5 separate regions of the Mus musculus genome follow, and all the other regions are linked to region 1. The links are chromatin loops, found by intact Hi-C in ENCODE. Cell type or tissue: heart. All regions are shown on one strand. Region 1 overlaps Gm30191 (predicted gene, 30191). Region 2 has its middle 9.9 kb from the start of Stmn1. Region 3 has its middle 14 kb from the start of Pafah2. Region 4 overlaps Extl1 (exostosin-like glycosyltransferase 1). Region 5 holds the start of Stmn1 (stathmin 1).

Region 1 (5,000 bases):
TGCTGTAAAGGAAGGAGGGAGGTTCTCTCTTCTGCTCCTTGGGCATGGCACCAGTTCGTGGGGGAGGGGTAACTGGCTGATCCTCTACCCAGGAATGCCTGCGGGAAAGGAACAGGAACAGCCTACTACTCTCTTCCAGACAATTCCTCTCTCCCCACAGGCGCCAGGAACTCCGGAGAATTGCTCGCTGCTCCTCAGCTACCTGTGCGTCCTTAACTGTGTATGGAGCCCTGACCTGCCCAGCTCCGTTAAGATGCTGCTGTCCTCACCCACTACACCTTCGAGGGGACGAACCCCCAGCGCCGTGGAGAGGCTGGAAGCCGACAAAGCCAAGTACGTCAAGACGCACCAGGTGATTGTACGTCGTCAGGAGCCAGCCCTGCGCGGGGGACCAGGACCGCTGACACCACACCCCTGCAATGAGTTGGGGGCCTCTGCATCGCCCAGAACGCCTGGGCCTGCCCGCCGGGGTAGCGGCAGGCGACAGCCAAGACCTGACTCCCTTATCTTTTACCGCCAGAAGAGGGACTGCAAGGCTTCGGTGAACAAAGAGAACGCCAAGGGCCAGGGGCTAGTACGACGCCTTTTCCTGGGTGCCACCCGGGACGCTGCCCCGAGCAGCCCGGCACCTACAGAGAGACCTGGGGCTCCCGCGGGGTGGGCTGGGTCCCCGGATACACCAGAGGCGACAGGAAAGCGCGCAGTGTGTCCCACGTGCTCGCTGCCACTGTCGGAGAAAGAGCGATTCTTCAACTACTGCGGCTTGGAGCGCGCGCTGGTGGAGGTGCTGGGCGCCGAGCGCTTCTCTCCGCAGAGCTGGGGCGCAGAGCACGGCCCTCAGGTCGCAACGTCGCCGCCGCCCGGCTCCGGGGACACCAGCGATTGGACATCCAGCGACAGGGACGCGGGTAGCCCGGACTGTGCGGGCGGCGGCGGCGGCTCGGAGGCGGCAGGGTCGGCGCGGGACGGACGCCCCACGGTGTCGGTGGTGGAACGCAACGCGCGCGTCATCCAGTGGTTGTACGGCTGCCAGCGCGCACGCGCCCCGCCGCGCGAGTCTGAGGTGTGACCACCACCAGACAGGAAGACGGCTCCGGGAGAGCTAGCCCGGTCCGTGAACAAATCCTTCCCTGGATCTCAGGTTCCCAGATCTGCACGCTGAGCAGGCAGGACCACAGGCAGGGGCCAGGCGAGGACTGTGGAAACGGGTAAAGTGGCCACGTGGCCTCTCTAGATTCTAAATGTGAGCAGCGATGGACTTGGGGTGAGAGATGAACGAACTACTGAATAAAGCTAAAATGTTATTTAATAAAAGGACCATGAGTTTGGCTTAACGGGCAGATGTTGAGGGAAAAGGGAAACTGGTTTGCATGGCTGAGTGCGTGGGTTTTGAGCGTGGGTCCCAGGCTGTGTGTGTGAGCTTGGCCAAGCGGAGGCCTTTGACGGTTATTAAAGGAGGTAGAGAGCAGTGTTCTGGAGGAGCTGTAATGCGTGTGGCAAATGTGCCTGGAATATAGAAAGTGCTCAATACACGGTAGCATTGCTTAAATTACCCAGAATTCCCAGAGCTTCGCACCCCAACCCCGCTCTCCCAGAGTCCCGAGGTAAGAAAGGCCGAGACTTGGAGGATCTGTGATGGAAATCACTAAAACTGGAGCACCTTTAGGTCAGGGTTCGGAATCTCCTGCCACTACTGTCTGTGCCAGTTCAGCCTCACCCTGTTAGCAACCGCTGTGGTTGAACGACTGAAGGCTGAACACAGGACTTCATGCTGATGGAAGCCCTCCACCAACCAAGCTATATGCCCAGCAGGGTTTCTTTTCCCCGGCGACACAAAGTCGCGGGTTTTCCTTACAGATTCCGGTCAAAGCCTTTGTTCAAGATTATCCTCCCTCAGCTCTGATTTCCTTCCCCAACTCTGCATTCTTATCCAGGAAACTGTCCCCAAATTCCCTATGTCCCCTGAGCTCCCACGGGTTGCCCTGTTTTGTGCCTCAACAAAACTTTGTATGGGACCCGCTGGTAGAGAGCTATCTTGTTGGTCCAGCATTTTCGTGCATTTCGTTTTCGCGTATGCCGTTGGGCAACCAGCAGGGTTTGCTGAATGAAATGAAGCTGGACAGGGATGTGGAGTCTGTCCTCGAGGGCTTTCTGGAAAGTCTCACCTTAAATCCTGTCAACTGGAGCGCCTTGGCACAAAGAACACTCTTCTTGGCTAAAGAACCCTTTAGCCAGACGCCCCCACCCACCCACGAGGTCGCCCACCTAAAAGTAGTTTTTCCTGTTGTCTGAAAAAAATTACGCAGTTACACTGAGTGTCAATCCAGACGATTTTATGGGAGGTAGGGAAGAAGGGGCACCAACGTGGCGGGCCAGCTAGTCGCCCTTGGGCGCAGCCTTCACCCTCATCTCTGCCAGTTTGTGGGTGAGGAAACCCCACTTGAAGCCTGCCGCTGGATCCGCCTCCCGTGTCTCGGGGCACTCGGTAGCCTCCTCGTCAGGCTTGTCCTGGGGCTCCGGGTCCCTCTCCGCGGCGGTCTCCACGCCGCGCAGCATGGACGCCGCCGCCTGCTGCTGCTGCTGCCACCTGCTGGCGAACGCGTCCCAGAATCCTGGTCCGCGCGGCTCGGTCTCAGCTGTGGCCGCCTGCGAGGAAGGGGGCGCAGCCAGCGGGCTGCAGGAGAGACAGGGGGTCAGCAGGATGGCCCAGGGTCCCAGAGAGGGGCAGTGGACAGGGTAGTGGACAGAAGGAAAGACAAGCAGAGAGGCCAAGGGAGTCGGGGCAAGGTCAGGGCCTGGAAAGCAAGGGGAGGTAGAAGAGGACAGGATCAGGAGAGGTGAGAGGGCTGGGCAGAGGAGAACCGGGATCCCAGAGTTGGATGGAGCGGTCAGGAGTTTGGAGAGTTGACTCTGGTGCAGAGAGGATAGGCCAACAAGCCAGGTCTGGAAAGCCAGAGAGGGACTTTGAGAGGAGAAGGGGGAGCCTGTTGGGGTGAGCTTGTTTGGGTCCTATAGGAGGGACCCTCCCCTCCCCCATGTGGGGAGAGAGCCAAGTGAGCCAAGTGGTTAGGCTCTAGGATTGAGAGAAAGAGGAATTTGGTACTCGGAGAAAGTGGAAGAAATCCTGGCACAGAGAGATAGAAGAGGAGTTAGGGAGAGTCAATACGGGAAAGGACTGTCAAGGAGGGGTGATAAGGCTGAAGAAGGAGCCTTGCCTCTGGAAAAGTCCTCAGAGACCTGGGACTGGAAGGTGGGGGAGAGGTGGGCAGGAGCCCTGAGGCAAGACTAATGGATGGGTGTCCTAGGGAAGCAGGGAGTGTGGTGGGTGGGTGCGCAGGACTGAAAGAACGCAGATGGGCTCTGTGTGTGTGTGTGTGTGTGTGTGTGTGTGTGTGTGTGTGTGTGTGTGTGTGAAACCAAAGCCAGTTGGAAATGAAACCCTGAGTCTGTTCCCAATATCAAAGACCTTATCAAGCAATTCCTTCCAAACTGTTGCGCTTTGGGCTCCTCGGGGATCCTCAGGCCTCCATGGGCACCAAGAGAACCAAAAGAGGAATCTACGCTGGTGACAAGCTGCTTTGGAAGGTGAGGGTTTATCATCTAGACCACCCTTCATCACAAGCACCCAGGAAGGTCTTCTCTGCTATCCTGGGTTCTAGGGAGATGGCTGTCCTCAGGAAGGACTTCCCTTTACCTCAGTCCCAAGAGATCTAACCCAATCTCCTACATAGGCCTGCTGTATCAGCCCGGGACTAAAGCTTTACAGGATTGGGACAGAGGTAGAAGAGAGATCCTAGGACCCTTCCAGCCCTGCCCCCTAAGGACACACATACTGATCAGCACAGGGCTCTGGTGGCAGCAGTTTGTCCTCGTCTTCTTTGTTAAACAGAGATGACATTGTCAGCCAGCCTTTCACCCCAACCCCCTGAACCTGGGAGGAGAGAACTGGGCGTCAGGAATGGACCAGCCTCCAGGGCTTCACCACAGCCTCTGTCAGGCTTCCAAGGCTTGAACGGAAGACTGTCAGACTCACCCTGCGGGCCAGCTGTGACATGGGGTTGAACGTCTCCTCCGTGGGTTCTGCCTTCTCAGACTCCTCCAAGGTGGGGCTCTCCCTCTGGGACATAAGACACCCCCAACCCCAAGCATGAGAGGAGCCCCATTGCTAACCAGCACTAGGCAGCCTATGTACCATAGAAGTGCATCTCCCACACACCCTGCATCTCCATTGGAGCCCAGAGGAATGCCTGCGGGCACACACATCTCTTCATCATGCTTCTGCTCACATACGCAGGGCTGCATGGTAAATCTCTGCAGATACCCTTGAGCACCTACATCTGCCCACTCCCAAACACAGCTGAACGAACTGGAAACCTTGCACAATGGCACACTATGTGTGCTACTACAGACACACAAGCGTCTTTGTGGCTAGACCTCTCCCCCTGTATACACACGGGTGTGCAGTCTAGGCACCCGGGCAAGAGCACTCACGAGGCTAAGCAATTCATTCCTGTGTCCTCTCCTGCAGGAAGCTGGCTAAACAGAGACCTAGGCACAGCCCTCCAAATTTCTCTACCAACCAAACGTAGCCCCCGGAAATGCCCACATGAAAGCACGCAGGTACAGAATTCTGCTCAAAACGCACATGTATGGAAACTCACTAAATCCAGTTCACATCTGCACCGGACTGTCCACAGAGACACTAATTGTAGCATTCTCTTGCCGACACATCCACAGGAAGCCAGTCTTGGACACGCACCTGTCCAATCATAGGCTTATCCACCCCCTCGCCGGGCTTGTCCCTGCCCCCTGCCGCATCTATTTGTGTAACTGCCATTTATCACAACTACTAGACATAAACGGTCTTAGTTTCAAAGTCCTTTTTGCCTTCTCTCTCACAACCAAGTACGGCCTAAGTATGGCTTTCATCAGATGCTGCTACTGTGGTCCGCAGAGGGTGAGAGCCACTCCCTACTGCCATAAACAGGAGCTCACTACTC
Region 2 (5,000 bases), 230 kb before region 1:
ATATGTCATGTTTTCGTGTGGGTATAGACGTGTATGTGTTCAGGTGTACACGCATGTGTGTTCATATTTTTTAATTGACTTCTTTATTTTTATTTCATGTGCATCAGTGTTTTGCCTGCGTGCATGTCTGTGTGAGGGTGTTGGATTCCCTGAAACTGGGGTTACAGGCATTTGTGAACCGCCATGTGGGTGCTGGAAATTGAACCCCAGGTCCGCTGGGAGAGCAGTCAGTGCTCTTAACCTCTGAGCCACCTCCCTAGCCCGTGTGTTCATATTCATGTGGAGGACAGCGGTTGACAGTGGGCATCTTTCCCCACTGTTCTTCATGTTATTATTATAGTATTAGTATTGACAGGGTCTCACTAGGTAGGCCAGGCTGGCCTTGAACTTAGAACCCTGCTTGCCTCTGCCTCCTAGGTACTGGTTTTAAAGGCTTATACCACCATGCACTCCCCACCAACTTTTTGATACATGTTCTCTCATTAAGCTCAGCTCACCAACTGGCTGGACTGGTTAGCCAGAGAGCTGCAGGGAGCCACCTGTCTGCCCACTCTCCTTAATCTCCCAATGCCTGGCTACAGTTGTGCATCAGGCCCGGCTTTTTAATGTGAGCGCTGGATCAAACTCAGGCCCTCCAGCTTATATGGCAGGCACTTGGCTGCCACTTTGAGCCAGCAGTCTAAATATGTAACTGATTTAATTTGCCTTCTGCAACAGAACCTGGACGGCAAGTCCTTGCTCCTGTGGCAGCTAAATGATATCGCCAAGGCCCAAAGACATTATCTGTCCCCTGCTCCAGTCACCTTTGTCATGAGACTTTTACCCTCAGAGTCACAAGCTGACTGCTGCACTCCAGGCATTGTACCTGTTCCAGGCAGGGGACAGGGGATGGCAGTAAGAAGAGGTGGTATAAGCAGAGGCTAGACCAGTGCTCAGGAAAAGCCATGCAAGTCTTTTCTCAGGAGAGAATGGATCAGAGGGGTCTGGCAAGCCTACCATGATGGCCAAATGGAATCACCGAGGGGGATCGGTCAAGAGGAGATGGTAAGCGTGGTTACCAGACACATCTGAGATGCTGGATCTGAACAAGAAAGGGACCTGGGAATCCAACTTGAGAGCACCCTGAGCATGTGACCCTTGACCCCAACCTTCAATCCCCTGTAAACCATGAGTGGGGATGAGAGTAAAAATGACAACACAAGACTATCTGAGCTTTAAGATGGCATGCATAAACTCTTACTTACTGTGAATATATACATCAGTAAGAGTTCAGAAAACGAGTCATAGCAAGAAAGGAGAGAAAGAAAAGCACACGCAGACAGCACAGGTGCCCAGGGAAGGAGGGTCAGCAGGGTGGACAGTGGTCCTCTCAGAGGAGACACAGAGTGTTCAAATGTCAACACGCTCCCTCCAAACTGACTGAGTACTTCTATCCCGCCTCATTCTCTAGACCAGGTTGGCCTTGAACTCACAGAGATCTGCCTGCTTCTACTCTCTGAACTCTGGGATGAAAGATGTGCACCGCAATACCTGGCTTACAGATATTTTAAGTTCCAGAAAGAACAGAGAGACTCCTGGAGGGGCTGGACAAAAATCCAGCTGTGGAGATGTCCCAGGGGCTGCTGCAGTGGGCTGTGGGTCCCACATTTGTCTTCCTGTCAGGGCCAGGCTGAGAAGACCCATGAAGTTGTGGATCAGTCACTGAGGGAAGATGGCAGGCCCCCAGTGTGTTGCTTCTCTAAACTCAGTCCCCAGCGTTTACTGCCAGCTGTAGGGATTATGGTGCCGGCAAGAACACCCAAAGCCCTGTACAGCTGCCAGGCTGCACCTTGAATCCTATTCTCTGTGACTCAAAAAACAAAACAAAACAAACCCTCTTTGGCTGCTGTATGGAAATTGAACAATCTCTGAGACCATTACTAATTGCCTAAGACAGCTGGCAAGTCGTTTATGTGGCTCGAGGCTCTTCTAAATAAGGAGGGTGGCCTCCACCTAGCACTGAGGGCTACCTCCAGAAGTTGATGTGGGGATTATAGACAAAGGCCCCTCCTCACCTGGGGCAGAGCGACATCTTGCAAACTCTTATGCCTCCATGTTCCAGGATGAGTTAAGGAACCTGTAGCCTTAGACGGAACACCACAGTGGCCACTCATCTGCCCCAGTAGTGAACGACACAACCGTGCAGGGAGAGTCCCTAGGTCCTGCTGTGTAATACCGTGCCTTCAAGGATGGTTGCCTCTTCTAAGGACTGAAGAGTAGTAATTGTAATTAAGGTGTCTCATCCTAAGCATTTTCCTGGCAACAAAATAAAAAACACTATGGACGTGTGTGCCTGTGTGTATGTGTGTGTGTGTTTGCATGTGCACACACATGTGGAGGGCAGAGTGTTGTCAGGCCTCTCAGCAGCTGTCCACCTTGCGTTTTGAGACAGGAGTCTCTCACTTAGGCTGAGCTCTTTGAAGCCAGTGCCCCTGCCGGCCAGCAGGTGCACCGGGAGGAGAGAGCTGTGGTGCGCAAGTCCTGCCACCAGGGGGCAGCAGCCACCAGGAGCGGACTGTGGGTGGGACTGAAAGCCAAAGCGTAAAGGTTTTTCAAGAAGCCTAAAATCAAGATTCTTCTGTGCAAATGTCAACTCATCCAATCATTTAAAATGCAGCACGGGCCAGCAACGTGCCTGATGACTGAAGATGGCTGAGGGCTGTCAACTTGTCAGCTTGTGCCTTCGGGTGTAGGAGGATTCCAGTTAAGAGTTGGACACCTCCAGGGTTAGTTTAGTTGGCAGAGCTAACTCCCCATGGGGTCCACAGGGCAAAGCAGGTGCACTGAGGTAGACTATGGGAGTGGTTATCTAATTCAGCATAATATCTCTACATTTACTTACATGGATCCTTTGTGTACATGTGTAGGTGCAGGCTGGTGGTTCTGGGGACTGAACTCACACACCTGTATTTACGTGTCTCGCTGTCCCAACAGAATGTCTGACTGTCTCTTTATTTGCAGAGATAACAGTCCTGGAGCATCTGGTTCTTTCCACCTGTCTCTCTCTTCCCTTGGATCAGTCTTGTCTCTTTAGGACTTAGTGGTCAGAGGCAAGGGCCTGGCCAGAAGGTGCTACCGTTTGAAGCCCATTACAACTAAGCTTTAAAAATCTACATGCATGTCTAAAACCTTTTTCTGTGCCTTTTAAAAGAAATGAGTTAGGGCGTCATAAATCCCAGGCTGGCTTCAAAACCACGATACAGCAAAGGACGACAGGAACTTTGGATCCTCCTGTCTCCCAGTGCCCGGGCCTGGTACAAGTGTATGCTCTCACAGCTGATGTGTATGGTGCTGGGGGTGGAACCAGAGTGGGCTTTATGAATGCTAGGCAACTGCTCTGCCGACTGAGCCCCATCCCCGAGCTCTTACACCTCCTAAGTGCAGAACTGGAGCTTCCACTGATGGTAGGCTCAAGCACAAGGATGCTCAGCGTTCTGTGTGAGCGGCAGGTGTCAGGAGACCTCACTCTTCTAGAAGTTTCTGGGACCTCAAGTTCAGCTCACTGTGGGGATCCCTGGCATCTGGTCACAGTGAGTCATGCGGTCACAGCGAGTTGGCAGTCTTACCAGACAGAGAGCCAATCTTGGCTTGGCAGGTAGCTTCCAGGGCACCTAGGCTAACCTGCATTCCAACAAGGTCCATAGAGACCAGGCCTTGCCTTTGGCTTATTCTGAATCACGGTTAACACCGAGTCAAGACAGCCGGGCTGTCGGGGAAGGCAGCCACTCTTCTCTCCAGTGCACTTACCTAGAAACCACAACCATCCACTGTGAGGTTGTGCAGAAGGGAGGGGAGCACTTATGACCTGCTGGGATGGGGCAGAACCTCTTTCCCCACACACAGAGTAGCAAGAGATGATTGTGAACTGCTTTGAAGGGCGTGGCCCGGGTTACACGTAGGGCTTTCTGCTAGCAGAGTTTGGATGCAACAGTAGGGTAATGGGGGTATCCAAGTCTAGAAGGCACGGGGCTGCCAGATACCACCAACCCTTTCAGGCAGCCCGGAGCCTGGGGTGGACTCTCTTACGGGTTCAGTAGGCATGTGACCCAATTCTGACCGTTCATTTTTCTCTCGCCGCATTATTCCCATTCCCTTGTGGGCTCCTGAGTGGTTTTTCTCCTGTATCCCTGGTCTCGCTGCACAACCCAGCTTGGTCCTCAGTGAGTCACACAGACCCCTCTAGAGCCCTCCAGCAAGCACCCTCCCTCCCTCTTCACCAGTGTGGCTCTAGCACCCCCGCCCCCAAACATGGTCTCTTCTCAATCTAGTGTCTATCAAGTCACCCCCGTCTATGTTCTCTTCCTTAAAAATCCATGTTCTGACAGGCGGTGGTACCTTTAACCCTAGCACTCTGGGAAGCAGAGGCAGGCAGATCTCTTGAGTTCAAGGCCAGTCTGGTCTACAGAACAATTTCTAAGACATAAAGAAACCTTGTCTCAAAAAAACAAAAAATGAAATGAAATCTGTGTTCTAACACCTGTCTTTGTGAGGCCTCCACTACTTAGGATAGAGGGACAGCCTCCCAGCACCCACTATGACAGCCTCTCTACACCTGCCACAATGGCAGGCTTTATAAGTGTATACTAGGCAAGTGCTTTGTCTGGGGCCGGAACTGAGTCCGCTGACAAAGGGGCTAGCTCAAGCCCTTTCCCGCCTAAGCTCCTCAGGCCACCCATTCCTTACAGTTACTTCTAAGTACTTGGCCAAGCCCGTGGTTCTTCCCACTCTCGGGTGAGCCGTCTCCAAACTCGCGTGTGAACACAGGCTGAGTAGGGACCCACCTCCTCTCCCTAGCACACAGCCCAGGGTAGAGTACACTTGGAGTGCTTGTTAAACTTATTTTACATCCTCAGGCCTTAGAGAAAGGGCCTCAACTATAACCCAGACTGGCCTTTTAACTCCTGGAAGTCCTCTGCCTCAGCCTCTTTAAGTGCTAGGATCATAGGTGTAAAACCATGTTG
Region 3 (5,000 bases), 140 kb before region 1:
TCAGAAGGGCGGGTTACAGGGAGGTGCAAGGCCAGTCCAGACATTCTTGTATGTCTTCTCTATCTTTATGGCTAGTTGGTTCCTGGGATGATTTTACAGCCTTTGCTCTTTGCTCTAGGCCCAAAAAGCCCTCCTAACTAGCAAGCCACATGAGTCATGGACCTTGAATTTTAATTTTCTTTCAACTCCTCTGGTCTCAGTCCTTGGGGACTGCTTCCCAATAAACCTGTGTTTCATATAATTTAATCTGGCTTGTACTGGCTCATTTCACCAGTGGAGAAATAACTTATCGACGAGATGATGAAAAGCTATCCTAATGAGATTTGTCCAGAAGGAGGGGAGGTCTGGACTCAGCTGAAGTTATCAGAGATAAGAAATAAGAGTCTTGGCAGCAACAATGGAGGTGTTTGGTTCTTTCTCCTGGTCTGGACAATATTCATGTCTTTTCCATGCTCAGGTATCCTTATTTGTCTTGATGCTTCACAGCCCCAGGGTGAGCTTGTCTGTTGTTGCTGTTTGTGAACTTGACGTTCAACAAGGGAGTTGGCCGAGGATGAGACCGGCTCCCAGAGCTCGGCCAGTGGCTTTTATCTCTTATCCAATGATGTGTTGCTGTCTCACCCGGGCTGTAGCTGGAATGTATAGAAATGACGGGACTTTGTGTCCTCAGGGATCTGTAGGGACAGCAGGCCACTGGGGGTTTTGGATCATACTCAGAACTTTGTACATGCAGAGCTTATTATGCTCTGCCACTGGCTGCCACTGGCTGCCACCCTCTGGCCTACAGCCTGAGTTTAAACAGCCTGGTGGCACTGCTGTGAATTGTAAGCCATGACCACTCTCCAAGCCTCCTTACTTAACACAGAGAAGACCCTTGTTTGGAAAAAGGAGTTTGCTGGGCACAGATGGCATGGCGATTCACACTTATAATGCATTCAAGACGGCTGAAGCAGAAAGATCACTGCAAGTTTGAGGCCAGCCTGGGCTACATAGGTACATAGTAAGTTCCAGGCTAGCCTAATCTGCACAGCAGGAAAAGGATTGTAAAATACCTTTCTTGTAGTAAACTTCAGACAACATGATCATGTAAGTACAAGGCTAGGTCCCTTCCAAGGGCCACAGAAAGGTGAAACTTCCCCAGCTCTTCTGTGACTGTTATGAAATATATATAATTCAATGGCAGTAGGAGTAAGGGCTACCTGGTGGGCCCAAGCAAAGGGGTTCCCCTGAGAAATCACAGCCATGCGACAGATCTGACATAGGAGAATTTATTTAGTGGAGGAAGGGAGCAGGGACCTGGAAAAGGGGTAGAGGCAGAGAAAGGGGTTAGGGGAGACAGAGGACAGAAAGAGAAAGAGAGACTACTGGGAATACATGGGAACAGAGAGAGAGAAAGAAAAAGATTGAGAAGGGAGAGAAAGAGAGATGAAGGGCTGGAGAGATGACTCAGCGGTTAAGAGCACTGACTGTTCTTCCAAAGGTCTTGAGTTCAAATTCCAGCAACCACATGAAGGCTCACAACCATCTGTAATGAGATCTGACACCCTCTTCTGGTGTGTCTGAAGACAGCTACAGTGTACTTACGTATAATAAATAAATAATAAATAATCGCCAGAGCGAGCGGGGCCAGAGTGAGCAGAGGTCCTGAGTTAAATTCCCAACAACCACAAAATGGCTCATAACCATCTGTGTAGCTACAGTGTATTCATATACATAAAATAAAAAAATAAATGTTTAAAAAAAAAGAAAGAGAGAGGGAGAGAAGAAAGGAAGAAGGGGGCTGGGGTAGAGAACAGTCTTGTTTTTAAGTTTTATTTACTTATTATATGTTAGTACACTGTAGCTGTCTTCAGATACTTTTCCTTCTCCTTCTCGTCCCTCTCGCTCCGCCTTGCTAGTTATGGCCCAAAGATTTCTTTATTTATTATATGTAAATTCACTGTAGCTGTCTTCAGACACCCCAGAAGAGGGCATCAGATCTCATTACAGATGGTTGTATGCCACCATGTGGTTGCTGGGAATTGAACTCAGGACCTTCAGAAGAGCAGTCAGTGCTCTTAACCACTGAGCCATCTCTCCAGGCCTCATTCATTTTAAGTCTCATATTCAACTTGTTCCCCTAAAACTCACCAACACCACTGGGCAGTGGTGGCACATGCCTTTAATCTCAGCACTTGGGAGGCAGAGGCAGGCAGATTTCTGAGTTTGAGGCCAGCCTAGTCTACAAAGTAAGTTCCAGGACAGCCAGGGCTACAGAGAAACCCTGTCTCGAAAAACAAAACAAACAAGCAAACAAACAAAAACTCACCAACACCTGCTCAGGCCTCTTATCCATTTCTCACGCAGAAGCCTGGATGTTGGTGGGCATGAGGCAAGGAGCCCCCTGTGCTGCTGTATCCGTGTCCAACTGAGTCCAGACAAATCCTCTGAATCATCGTTTTAATCTATGGATTTTTGTTTTTCTTTTTTTTAAAAATTTATTTGCTGGGCATGGTGGTGCAGGCCTTGGAAGGCAGAGGTAGCAGATCTCTGAGTTTGAGGCCAGCCTGGACTACAAAGTTGGTTCCAGGACAGCCAGAGCTACACAGAGAAACCCTGTCTCGAAACAAAACAAAACAAAACAAAAAGAAATTATTTATTCTTATTTTACTTGTGTATTTTGCCTGCATGGCCCAGTGTCCAGTGAAGGCCAGAAGAGGGCGCCAGAGACCCTAGACCTGGAGTTACGGACAGTTGTGAGTTGCCCTTGAATTGAACTGGAGTTCTCCGCAAAGCAGCAATTTCTGAGCCACCTACCCCGTTCTATCTTTTAAATTATTATTATCTTGGAGACAGCATCTTATGCATCTCAGGATGGTCTCAGACTTGCTTTATAACTGAGGACAGCCTTACACTCTCAGGCCTCCTGCTTCTATTTCTGGAATGCTGAGATTTTAGGTGTATGATCACCATGCTAGCTTCTATGTGAATGCTAACCTACACCTCTAGTCCATAAACTTCTTATTTTTAATTTCTCATATTTTTCTGCAATGCTAAAGGTTAAGCCCATATAATAATAAATTCAGTTCAGTGAGGACCAGAAAGTAGCTTTCTCTGTGTTTATATAATAACTCTTTTATTAAAAAGTATTAACCTAGGGGCTAGAGAAATGGCTCAGAGGTTAAGAGCACTGTCTTCTCTTCCAGAGGTCTTGAGTTCAATTTCCAGCAACCACAGGGTGGCTCATAACCATCTGTAATGGGATGCCCTCTTCTGGTGTGTCTGAAGACAGCTACAGTGTACTCATTACATAAAATAAATAAATCTTTAAAAAATATATATTAAAGATGGGCTGGAGAGATGGCTCAGTGGCTAAGAGCACTGATTGTTCTTCCACAGGTTCTGAGTTCAATTCCTAGCAACCACATGATGGCTCACAACCATCTGTAATGGGATCTGATGCCCTCTTCTGGTGTGTCTGAAGACAGCTACAGAATACTCATAAATAAAAGAATAAATCTTTTTTTTAAAAAAAACTTTAAAAAATTGTTAACCTTTCTTTTCTTTTTTTGTTTGTTTGTTTGTTTTTTGTTTTTTTGGTTTGTTAGTTTTTGTTTTTTTCGAGACAGGGTTTCTCTGTGTAGCCCTGGCTGTCCTGGAACTCACTCTGTAGACCAGGCTGGCCTCGAACGCAGAAATCCACCTGCCTCTACCTCCCAAGTGCTGGGATTAAAGGCGTGCGCCACCACTGCCTGGCTTAACCTTTATTTTCATTTTATGCATATGGGTATTTTGCCTGCAGGTATGGCTGTATACTATATGCATGCAGTACCAGCAGGGGGCAAAAGAGAGTGTCAGAACCCCAGGAATTACAGATGTTTGTGAGCCTTCCTGTGGGTGCTGCATGCCCAGGTTCTCCGGAAGGGCAGCCAGTCCTCTAATTAGTAAGCCATCTCTCCTCTAACCAGTAAGCCATCTCTCCAGCCTCTACCTACAGACTCCTGACCGAGGAATGGCCTCCTATCAGGGATGTGATGGAGCTTGGCAGTATCTGGAGGGACACGCATGGAGCAGTGATGTAGGAAAGCAACACCAGCTGGATGAGCTGACGCAACCTTGGTGATCAATGGAGGACTGAAGCCCCAGCCACCTGGCTGGCTCTCACATTAGAGGAGTTAGCATCTGAACTGAGTCCTGAATCCAACCACATGTACCAGTCAGTGAGTCACCCTGTGTGGTGGTTTAAATATGCTTGGCCCAGGGAGTGGCACAGTTAGGAGGTGGGGTCTCGAGCGCGCCCCCAACTCGCCAGCAAGAACGACGCTGCTACAGGATCCTTCTGCACACGTTTATTCAGTCCTATTTCTTCTTTCTCTATATATCTCCCTTGTTTATATCTCCCCCCGAATAGTAATCCTCTCTCGAATAATAATCCTCTCTCGAATAATAATCCTCCCTCTAACCCGGGCCTCTCACTCTTTTATACTCTCAGTTCCCATCCACGCACAGCAGGCCACGCCACCTCACCAGGCACGCAGCTTCAGCTAATCAGGGCAGCAGGGGCAAATCTCCACCAAATTGGATTCACCTGTATCCTGGTACACCTGCGCAGCACTCAAGATGTTTGTGTCTTATATGAGGAAGTCAGGTGCAAGTCATATGACTTAGCTGCAGTCCCTGGCGCCTTTAGGACTGCCGCCACACCTGCTCCTAACAATTCCCCCTTTTTTCTTTTTTGGCAGAGAGAATGTCTGTAGATAGCCCCCCAGCAGCCATGTCCCTTACCCGTCCTTGGGAGACAAACAGCATTGGTTTGATCCCTGTCTTAGGTTGGTGACATGCCCAGGGAGTCTTATCACTGACTACCTCTCAATCATGCCAAGCCACACCTGGGGAGATTGTGTTTTGCTTGTGGCAGGTGCATCAAAAGGCCAGGATGTTAATTAACTTATGGCCAGATCTTAATTGCTGCAAGCAAGCCTCATGGGTGAAGGTAGAGGTCTGATCCCCAGTGTGCAAGC
Region 4 (5,000 bases), 110 kb before region 1:
CTACCAGTGAGGTGAGGGCTGGGCCCAGAAAATGTCCAGTATAATGTGAACGGAGCTCTAGGCCACTTCTGGTCCCTCGGGTTCCCGTGCCCAGAGCTCCAGCCTCTTGCTGTGGTGGTCGAATAGAAGAGAGCTCCTGGCTGGGCAAGTTCCCTCCAAGTCCCCCCAGAAACACTTGCGTTAATCTTCTAGTAAAACGTCAAGTAATAGCTGGGCAATGGCGCAGGCAGAGGCAAGTGGATCTCTGTGAGTTCGAGGCCAGCCTGGTCTACAGAGCTAGTTGCAGGTCTACCAGAGCTGCACAAAGAAACCCTGTCTCAAAAAAACAAAAAACAACAAAAAACAAAAACAAAAACCAGACCAAAACAATCAAATAAGGACTTCAAGCAATGCTCTGATCCCCTGTGCCCTAAGTCCTGCCCCAACCTTAGTCAGCCAGGCTGGTCTCACCACCATAGGCTATAAGGATTTTGGTCAGGAACCCCCTCCTTACGGCTGCTCAATCCCTCTGCAGGTGGACTTTGCCTTTGTGGTGTGGCAGAGCTTTCCTGAGCGGATGGTGGGCTTTCTGTCTGGAAGCCACTTCTGGGATGAGGCCCAGGGTGGCTGGGGCTACCGTACTGGGATGACCAATGAGTTCTCCATGGTCCTGACCACGGCTGCCTTCTACCACAGGTGCAAACTTTGCCCCTCCCCTGCCCCCCTCCCCCACAGGGAGAAAGGGCGGGAGGCTACAGTTCTAACCTGAGTGGGTAGGATCAACATCCCCGATTGTTCTTTTTGCTTTTTGAAACAATGTCATGGAACTGGGCTGGGGACATAGCTCTGTTGGTAAGAGCACTCGTCTAGCACTTGGGTTCTAACCTTAACGCTGAAACCGCACATCTGTAATCCTAACACTGGGCAGGTGGAAGCAGGAAGATTAGGAGTTCAAGGTCAATGTCAGTGGAATAGTGAGTTTGAGGTCAGCCCTGGGGATCATGGAACCCTGACTCGGGGACAGGGCCTCGCTATGTAGCCCAAGCTGATCTCAGGCATGCCATCTTCTGCTCTTGTCTCCCAAGTGCAGAGTTTACAGGTGCTGTTTCCCACCAGGCCTGGCTTCTGGGGCCTCTGGAAAGCGGGTCTTTAATCTGTTTGAACTTTATCCAGATATCATGGAACTTTTTGTAGATGTTTTTCCCCCAGGGGCTCTGCATGGAGCCCTCAGAACAGGGGATAACCCTCATGTGTACAGAGTGGGCCTAGCTGGTACATAGCCCCCCTGAATCTGGGTTTTGGGTAGCCATGTTTGGTGGCTTGGAACTACCTTGCACCCCCTACCCCCCCCCCCCCCACAGACACATCATCAAGTCATCTCTGTCAGAGTTCAGACTTGGGAACACAGAAAGAGGGCCGCCCGGAGAGACTGGAGGAATTCACAATCATTGCCCAACCCCTAAATCACAGGGCACATGGAGAAGGGTCATGCCCAGGGTGGGAGCACCCTGGGAGAGGAGCTAGGGGATGGGGTACAGGTCTTGGAACTTGGGGTCTGGGGTCAAAGATAGGGAAATGAATGAGGCCTGCATCCCCCCCACCCCCCAGCCTAAGGCTTACCATGTATCTTACAGGTACTACCACACCCTCTTCACCCACTCCCTGCCTAAGGCCCTGAGGACCATAGCTGATGAGACTCCCACCTGTGTTGACGTCCTGATGAACTTCCTGGTAGCCACCGTCACCAAACTGCCCCCTATCAAGGTGCCTTATGGGAGGCAGCACCCGGAGGCTGTGCCAATGGTGAGGCGACTCCAGGGGCTGGAAAGCCCTGATGGGGAAGGAAAAGAGGGCGGAGCCTCTTCACTCTCTAATCCAAATCTTGTTGCAGCAGCGTGAGGGTTCATAAAAAAACCAACCTCACGGACACGTTTCCCTCTCACCTCTTAGGATTCTGGGGATCCACGACCAGTGCCGGAGCCTCAGCCCCTGGATCAGGACTGCATCAACCGTTTAGCAGCAGGGTTCGGCCACATGCCTCTGGTTTCCTCTCAAGTGCGTCTGGATCCGGTGTTGTTCAAGGACCCGGTATCGGTGCAACGCAAGAAGTATCGCAGTCTAGAGAAGCCATAGGCGAGGCACTGCACCTGTCTGCTAGACACGAGAGAACCAACAGAGATGGATCAAAGTCCTGTCCCGGTTGGCCAATCGCTACAGGGATCCCTGAGGGCCGGGGCCTTCTCCAGCTGCAGTGGGGTTGCGTTTGGCACGTTTCGCACAGGCCGGTGTACAGGCTGATCCTGTTCCCTGAAATGCCTTTCTCTGCATCTCTGCCTGGTCGACCTATGTCTGTCAGACCTGCACTCACCTCCTTGGTGATCTCGAAGTCCTCGCACGATTCACGCCGAGTGGCCTTGAGCACATCACGAGGCCCCAGGGCCGGCCTGCAAGCTCCGTAGGGCGGAGTCCTGCTCTCATCTCTTTGGTCTGGCAGGTGCACTGTAAATATTTGAGCAATAGCTGCAAGAGTATTAACTGGTGGCATGCGTGGTGGAACACGGGCAGAATGTGCACAAGACATAACGCTGCCCCTTACTCTGGAGTTCCTGGTCCCGGTACAAAGCACACACCAGGATTTCCAGACTCAATCAAGCGTGAACAAAGAGGCCAGGAGTCGAAGATAACCAGAGGATTCGGTGTCTCGGCAGACCCGGGATCTTGGGTGACTAGCAGCACTGCACTACCAATCTTGACCACTAGAGGTCAGCTGCTGCACTACTCTCCCTTCAAAGGAATGGAGTTTGGTTTTGCTTGACATTTTGTTGTTTGTTTGTTTGTTTTTGTTTTTCAAGTAAGGGTTTCTCTGGGTAGTCCTGGCTGTCCTGGAACTCGCACTGTATGCCAGACTAGCCTCAAATTCACAGAGATCCACCTGACTTTTGCTTCCCAGGGTGCTGAGATTAAATTCATGCACTACACCTGGCTGCCTCTTGAACTTGGGGGGGGTCAGGAGGGGAGGAGGAGGCAAGACAAGGTCCCAGTCTGTAACCCAGGCTGGCTTGGAACTCACTGCAGTCTTACTGCCTCAGTTTCCCAAGTGTTAGAGTTACAGGTGTGAGCCACAATGCCTGACTGAATGGAGTTAAAGACTACGGATAAAATGTCGAGCTAGAGGGTCACTGGTGTGTGCAGACCCCAGGATGAAAACATGCAAGGAATACGACAGAACTCCACGTTGGCCTGCAAACTTGGGCTGTTGGCAGATGGGCTGGTCGCCAGGAAGAGGGCTGTCCTCAGCATCCTGTAGGTGAGAGTGGAGTAGGGGAGGGGAGGCTGCTTTTCCTGGGTTCGTCCACCTGGAACTGGAATTATCGCTTCCGAAATAAAGCACGTGTCCTTGCCCACTCACGCCCGGGCTATAAATACGCTTACAGCAGCTGCCCTGTGTGGCAGGGCGCTCAGGGTCAGCGAGGGGCGTGGCATGGAACTGGGGTGACTTCAGACAGTGAGGGTGGGGGGTCTAACCCAGCCCAAGGTATCGGGTGTTTTCCTTCTTTGATGGCTTCGGCCACTGTGGAAACTCCCGTGACTAGGTTGCTGGCTGGAACAGGCTGTCCCCTGAGGCCTCCCAACCTCTTTCTCCAACTTCACTCCTTGCCCCTGTATGACTCAGGTCCTTCCTGGAGCCTGTCACAGCTGGGTGTGGAAAGCCGGTCTGGGTCTTCTAATGGAAGCAGGGTGCTGTCAGATGCCTTGAGGTGCAAGGTGGGTGGGGGAGGAGCGGATTTGAGATTAAAGTGGGGGAGGAGGCCTGGCCCAGGGTCAGGAGCAGTTGAGGGTAAGAGGACTCACACAGCTGCAGTCTAGGCAGCCTGCCAAAGATGGAAAGGGCACCCGGTGCCAGGGCCAGCCCAGGGACAGAAGGCACCTTTGCAGTGGTGGCTTGGACATCCAGGACGATGGACTGCCTTGGGGTTGGTTGAGACTGTGTGGAAAGCACTGTTGCATTTCAGGGCTCACGCTGGGCTAAACATGCAGCTCAAGGCAGGTCCAACTTCTGCTGTCATCAGCCCAGGAATGAGGGACATCTGTCGCCAGCAGTGGGCCTCTCTGAACCTTCCTTTTTCTTGTCTATAAAAATGAAAGTAGGGTGGTGCGGGGCTAGAGAGATGGCTCAGAGGTTAAGAGCACTGACTGCTCTTGCAAAGGATCTCTTCCTGGGTTCCTCACTCACACATTGGATGGCACACAAACACATATTAACTCCTGTTCCCAGGGATCCAACACCCGCCTTCTGGCCTCCACAGGCACCCACACATGTGGTTCACATACAGATAAGTATGTGTGTGTGCACGCACACACACACACACACACACACACACACAATTTAAAAGAAAGGAAGAAGAGGGTCTGGTGTTTATAGTTCCAACACTCAGGAGGCAGGGGCAAGAGACCCTCTCAAAGTCCCAGGCAACCTTCTCTTGAGAGGTTTAAGGATGTGGCACACTGTGGTACCCAGTATCCAGAATCCTGGGGCTGGTGGAGGCTGAGGGGTGGGCATGTGATGCCTTGAGACTGGAGGGGTACATCTTCCCCATTCCAGGTCCACGCAGGTTTCACACAGACCTGACCCTAAGTAAATATGACAGTGCCAGAGACATAGCTTTTCTTTACAGTTGGAGAGAAGTTCAAAGGTGAGGAGGCCGGGGTGGTGCATGGTGCATGCTGGGATTCAGCTACTCAGGAGGCTGAAGCAGGAGGATGGCAATTGCAGGCTAGTGTGGGATATCTAAAAAGTCTGCTGCCTACCTCTAATTCCAGAACTTAGGAGGCAGAGACAAGAGGGCTAGTGAGTTGGCTGTGGGGGAAGGGACAGGCCTAGCGACCTGAATTCCCTCCCCAGAGCTCAGAGTAGAGAGAGAGAACCAACTCCCTGATCTTTGCCCACACACCATGGAACACACATGCCCACACCGATGCACAGACACACAATAATAACCATTTTTTAAAATTTTTTTAAG
Region 5 (5,000 bases), 220 kb before region 1:
CTAATTTCTTCTGGATTTCCTCCAGGGAAAGGTCCTTCTTCTTTGGGGGGGAAAGGGGGAAATCGGGGACAGATTCTTTTGACCGAGGGCTGAGAATCAGCTCAAAAGCCTGGCCTGAAGCGCGCTTCTCCAGCTCTTTCACCTGAATATCTGGAGTTGATCAGATGCATGATAATGAGAAAGACCCGGCTTGCTTATTTAAATAAAGGGTTCTATAATTTTTTTTTTAAAAACCAATAATTCTAAAAAACAAGCAGAATGAAAGCTAATGAAGGTGTTTGTAGTAATCGAATCAAAATACAAATCAAAAGAAATCAAGTAACATTTTTTTTTTAAAAAGCTTAACATTTTGGACTAACAAATACCATCTTGAGGAATTAGTACTTGACAGTCACTCCCTAGGAAACAAAGAATGGTGTGTGTAAAACCCCACATTTTGCTTTGGACCAAGCCAAAAGTATGAATGGCTGAGATTTCTATATATTTATCCAACTAATAAACATTTCTCAATTGCATTTTTACTTGTAAATTAAATTTTGAAAAGAACACAAATGCCAAATTAAAAGCTTAAGGCCTGCACCACTTCCTATTCTAAAGCCATAAGCCCGCCCTGATTTCAGTTTTCTAAATCAATTACCTACCAGAAGATGCCATGTCGAACAGAAGACAAGAGACTGGCTGTATACTCTACACAATCCACTGGCAAGGAAAGCCCTGGAACGATTTTTCAAAGCATGCAATCAATTTCTCCACATTTCTCCTATGTCATCAGCACAAAGGGGTCTCAAATCACACCCTTGACAATGTCAGGAAAATCATTATGTGAAAATCAAGAAACATCATTAAAATATCAATCTAGAAACACTGGGACATATTGAGATATTTTCATTGAGTAACGCTGGCAGCAGAAAATCAAATTAAATGATATTCTTCAAAGAAAGAAAATCTTGGAATATCAAAACTCAGGGGTTCAATCACAAGGTTGAAGAATTCCGTCCCTTAATGTTTTTGTCCTGCCCAACATAAGATATTCCAGATTCAACCCAACAATGAGATCGGAGCCATCTTAATTCTGTCTACAACTCATTGTGCAATTGAAATACCCACCCCTGCTTTGTCTGTGTCTGCCACGGTGAATAACACCCAAGCTGGCAGCCAATGATATTCAAGTCCTATTGTTCCTAGGGTTTAAGCTACTAGCCTCACAGTGAGAAAATGAAGTTGTATGAACCTCTAGGTTTCTTTTGAGGGCAGGGTCTACTTAATCCAGGCTGGCTGTAAAATTACAATCCTCTTGCCTCAGCCTCCTCAGGGTAGAGGGGTGGGGTTTAGCCCACTGGGTTAACACTTAACATTTGCAAAGCCCTGGGTTCCATGTTCGATGCATACATGGGCGGGGGGGGGGGGCAGCTTCTGAGTGTTGAGATTACAGACAAGCGCCACCACACCCGCCTGAGGTTTGTCACATTTGATGCCTTATGTCGCAAACATTTTTTTCAACAGTTCTCGAGTATTTTTTTTAAAAAGATCACCATTCTTTTAGCCCCGAAGCGTATGACTAAAGGTTCCAAACACTAGACACTGCAAAAACGAAGCAACGAAAAAAAATGCATTTATCTGTAGCAGAGCACCCAACGCAGCAGACTACACAGCATGGGCGTGGTCCTGGCCCAGGCGGGCAGGCTGGCGGCCCGGGCCAATCAGAACACGCCCTACGCTCCGGCCCCTGGCCCCGCCCCTCGGCTCCCCGCGCCTTTTCGAATCTCCGCGAACCTCTCCACGCTCGGGAGCCCGCGCGCGTGGGCAGCGACAGAATGGGCGGGGCCAACGGTCCTCCGGGGTGGCCCCGCCCCTCTCGGGCTGGCAGCGCGCGGCCGTCTGCCCCCCAACTCCCGCCAAAAACACCTCGCGGACACGCAGCCCTGGGGTGGCTGTAGAGGGCTCGGTCGCACGGCCTTCACCCACTGACGGAGTGCCCAGAGCTGTCCGGGACCACCGCCCCGAAGCCCCGGGAGACCGGGCGGGCGCCGCCCCTCAGCAGCACGAGCGCCCCCAGCCTCGCTCTCCTTCAGACAATGGGGACCCCCCGAACAGCCGCGCCCGCCGGGCGGTAGATGCAGAGGACGGCTCACGCCTCCTATTGTCTCCACGCTCGCACCCGGGCTAAAGCCCAGCGCTGGCCGCGCCCCCTCCCCTCCAGCCCGCATCTCCAGGGAATAGGGACAAAAGCCAAGGCTCCGCCCGAGCTCCACACAAAAGACCAACGCCCCCCACCCGCTGGGGCTCGGGGTCTCCGCCCATCTCCTGTGCCCGGCTGGGGGACCCGCCGCGTTCCCGGCTGCTCCCCAGCCCGCCGTAGCCTCCGCCTAAGCCAAGCCTGCACCCACCTGCTCGGTCCGAGCCGCCTGGCCACACTCTGAGCACCAACAGACCTGGGCGCGCACAAAAGCGCCAAACAGCGGCACGTGACCCAGACCAGGCGCTCCGCATTGGCTGCGGGTGACGGCACGTGCCAGTCCCGCCCCGAAGCCTGGAGAGCACCGCCTCTCTGGAGAGAAGCATTTCGGGAATTGTAGTCCGGGCCAGGGGGGCAGGAGGACAATGCTAGGGGTGGGGCACTCCTGGTGGGGGGTCTCTCTAGGTGTTAGCCGGGACTAGCGTGGGTGGGTGGGGTGTCTCTGATCGGAAGAGCATTTGGCTGCGGCCGCAGGACTGAATCGGTTATGGGACTCTCTTTAGGAAAACTGCAGGGCGAGGTGAGGAGCAGGGGAGGGGTCGGTCCTAACCTACTTCTTTTAGACCTCGACCGACTGGACTCTACCTCTACCCAGCCATAGGAGTTTATTTGGCTCCCTAAGCAATATCCCTTTTGATGCCATACCCCTCCCGGTCGCCTAAAACGCCCGAAACCCTGTGACAAGATAGTGCCACTCCACGCCCCTGCACGATCCTCTACCCTCGGTGTCCTATCACGGACACACGGCAGCTTGTCACCTGTAGCGCAACAACGCAGTCCCTAACCCATTTCCTACTGGCAGATTACGGGCGTGGTTCTTCCCTTGGCCACTTGCATTCTACCCTTCAGCCTCCCGAGCTGGAAACACTGGGATCTAGGCAGGACAGCGGGAGGCTCTGGAATCTGATCTTGGGTTTAACAAAGCCACTAAGCTTAAAGGCAGACTCCATCTGGACTGCTAAAGCCTTGCGGTGACAGGAAAGGGAAGGGAAGAGCGATGGCAGTTCTAGATACACTTTGCTCCTTTTGTTCTGAAAGCACGTGCTCCCTAGAGCGGGGCTGGGCTCACTTTGAGAATGTAAACAAAAGGAGCCACAAGGTCACGGTTCCCTCTGGCCGGGATAAAGCAAAACTATAGCAGAGACACAAAGGAAATTAGCGTGACCCTGTCTGTCTAAGAACCTCTTCTCTCTGCTGACCAAAGCTGTGTCCCCACGAGGTGGTCATTTCCCCAAAGCACCTGCTCAGAAACTCTTCATTGGGTTTACCATTTTATTAATGGATTTGGTCTCTCAAAAGCCAACCCATACATACAACAGCTTCTGTGGAAACAATCCTAATTTTAAAACAATCCTACATCTGCTTAACCAAGAGGGAAGCACCCGAGATAAAATACAATAGGCATACAGGACAGTGAAAACTGTATTGTGCAGACAACGTACAAAGCAAGCAATTGGCAAAGTACAGTTGTCTGGAATATGCTTATAGAGGCATATTTTCCAGCAATTGCCCTTGCGTGGGGTCAGTCTCCCTCTGCCCCCGCCCCAGCCAGTCTAAGTGGTTCTTGCTTAGCATGTGAACAACAGGAGCCAGTTCTGCGCAGTGGAAGGCTTTTCCCTCTCAGAACGCAGTCTCACAATGGCCTGATGCTTCAACTTTCAGAATGGATCCCTGAAGTCATTTTTAGAACTGGACAGGAACGAGGATTAGACCTTTCTGAAAACTGAGAAGCTGGGGGAACACAAATGTGCAGAGACCTCCATAGCCACGAGGTTCGGGAACTTCTGAACCAGCACTTTGTCTTGAAGTCTTTGTATTGGATTTGGAGATGTGTGTGCAAGATCCCACCCATGTGATACATTTTTTTTTCAAATACAAGATATGCCACGCAAAAGTCTCATATTTCTATTAATGTTGTGACAGAGGAGAATTAATCTCTCAAAACACTGATTATTTTGAAGCATTTATATCATCCCACCCCACCCCCACACACACCTTTCTCCCTAGAGCAGATGTCTATTTCCATGGAAACCACAGCTAAGAATGGAGTAGATGTTAGAACTCATGTAGGTTTTTTTTTTTTTCATCTTTTTTAGCGATACCCTTTGGCTTCTGGATTTGTGGTTAGATGTCTGCTCCTGTTGACATCTGTGACAAGAGTTTCTCAAGGTTCTCACTGCTGCTTAGGAGGACAGGGGGATGGAATTAAGGTTCCCTTGTGAATAGAGAGGTGCTTCCTGTGCTGTGGGACAATCCTGCTCTGCAGGATGGAACGGGGTTGCTTCTCCGAAAGCCAGTTCTCACCAGTGTTCATGGATGGTCTCGGAACTGGGAAGGGCAGCTAACAGCTTTGCTTCTCCACTTTGGGAAGAGCCACAACCCCCCTCTCCTCTAACACCAGCAAGATCCCTACCCTCTCCGAGGGGCAGCGAAGGGTTAATGTTTCCTTCTCAGGAGCTGCCTGTCTTTGCCTAGGAGAATTATTTTTTGCTTCTGCTCAGATGGCTTGGTCGGATGGCTATGGGGCCGGCTGTGACTACGGATTAGCACCGAGTGAAGTCTAGATGTGGCAGCTGTACAGCTTATTTGATCTGTGTAGACAGCCAAAGGAGAGGACTTGAGGCTTCAAAGCCCAGCGAGGATGCCTACCCTGATGAAACACACCGCACCGGGCTCTTGTCAGATCTCAGCGATTCCCAGAGAGGCGACAGCCTTTGTTCATTGTTGCTTCTGAGGCCACAGAGGTTGTCTCCCACATAGGCGC

Evidence for each region. Peaks named below come from ENCODE experiments on the same cell type or tissue, not always from the same donor. Only the 100,000 strongest peaks of a DNase experiment are listed, where the experiment ranks them.
Region 2: a loop joins it to region 1, with 2.0 times the contacts of the local background. A loop is called at or near these places in 8 of 42 quality-filtered maps.
Region 3: a loop joins it to region 1, with 2.8 times the contacts of the local background. A loop is called at or near these places in 8 of 42 quality-filtered maps.
Region 4: it touches region 1 in a loop (9-fold over the local background); 6 of 42 quality-filtered maps call a loop at or near these places.
Region 5: a loop joins it to region 1, with 3 times the contacts of the local background. A loop is called at or near these places in 5 of 42 quality-filtered maps.

The regions. Positions count from the first base shown.
Region 1 is chr4:134,247,419-134,252,418 of GRCm38, reverse strand. It overlaps Gm30191 (predicted gene, 30191), which reads right to left. Exons shown (of 4, transcript NM_001372229.1): 2 at 4,034-4,117; 3 at 3,834-3,931; 4 at 2,317-2,674. The coding sequence ends at 2,377. It overlaps Grrp1 (glycine/arginine rich protein 1), which reads left to right. Exons shown (of 2, transcript NM_001099296.2): 2 at 161-1,309. The coding sequence starts at 254. The coding sequence ends at 1,069. Among named protein-coding and RNA genes, the nearest start is that of Gm30191, 3.0 kb to the right of the region's middle. In heart, a CTCF peak has its summit at 2,593 (motif pointing left); DNase peaks (open chromatin) are centred at 1,038 and 2,488; H3K4me3 peaks cover 2,972 bases; H3K27ac peaks cover 2,669 bases; H3K27me3 peaks cover 3,900 bases.
Region 2 is chr4:134,475,717-134,480,716 of GRCm38, reverse strand. No RefSeq gene overlaps it. Among named protein-coding and RNA genes, the nearest start is that of Stmn1, 9.9 kb to the right of the region's middle. In heart, a CTCF peak has its summit at 2,505 (motif pointing right); DNase peaks (open chromatin) are centred at 706, 2,516 and 3,493; H3K4me3 peaks cover 503 bases; H3K27ac peaks cover 482 bases.
Region 3 is chr4:134,386,292-134,391,291 of GRCm38, reverse strand. No RefSeq gene overlaps it. Among named protein-coding and RNA genes, the nearest start is that of Pafah2, 14 kb to the left of the region's middle. In heart, CTCF peaks have their summits at 2,690 (motif pointing right) and 3,810 (motif pointing right); no DNase peak of the experiment used is centred here.
Region 4 is chr4:134,354,760-134,359,759 of GRCm38, reverse strand. Extl1 (exostosin-like glycosyltransferase 1) reads left to right here. Exons shown (of 11, transcript NM_019578.2): 8 at 1-11; 9 at 515-675; 10 at 1,614-1,782; 11 at 1,930-3,387. The coding sequence ends at 2,112. Among named protein-coding and RNA genes, the nearest start is that of Slc30a2, 14 kb to the right of the region's middle. In heart, a CTCF peak has its summit at 2,724 (motif pointing right); DNase peaks (open chromatin) are centred at 2,899, 3,029 and 3,649; H3K4me3 peaks cover 1,242 bases; H3K27ac peaks cover 1,317 bases; H3K27me3 peaks cover 1,421 bases.
Region 5 is chr4:134,465,817-134,470,816 of GRCm38, reverse strand. It overlaps Stmn1 (stathmin 1), which reads right to left and starts at 2,497. Exons shown (of 5, transcript NM_019641.4): 1 at 2,388-2,497; 2 at 642-714; 3 at 1-150. The coding sequence starts at 654. In heart, no CTCF peak of the experiment used is centred here; DNase peaks (open chromatin) are centred at 1,766, 2,486 and 3,046; H3K4me3 peaks cover 3,470 bases; H3K27ac peaks cover 2,890 bases.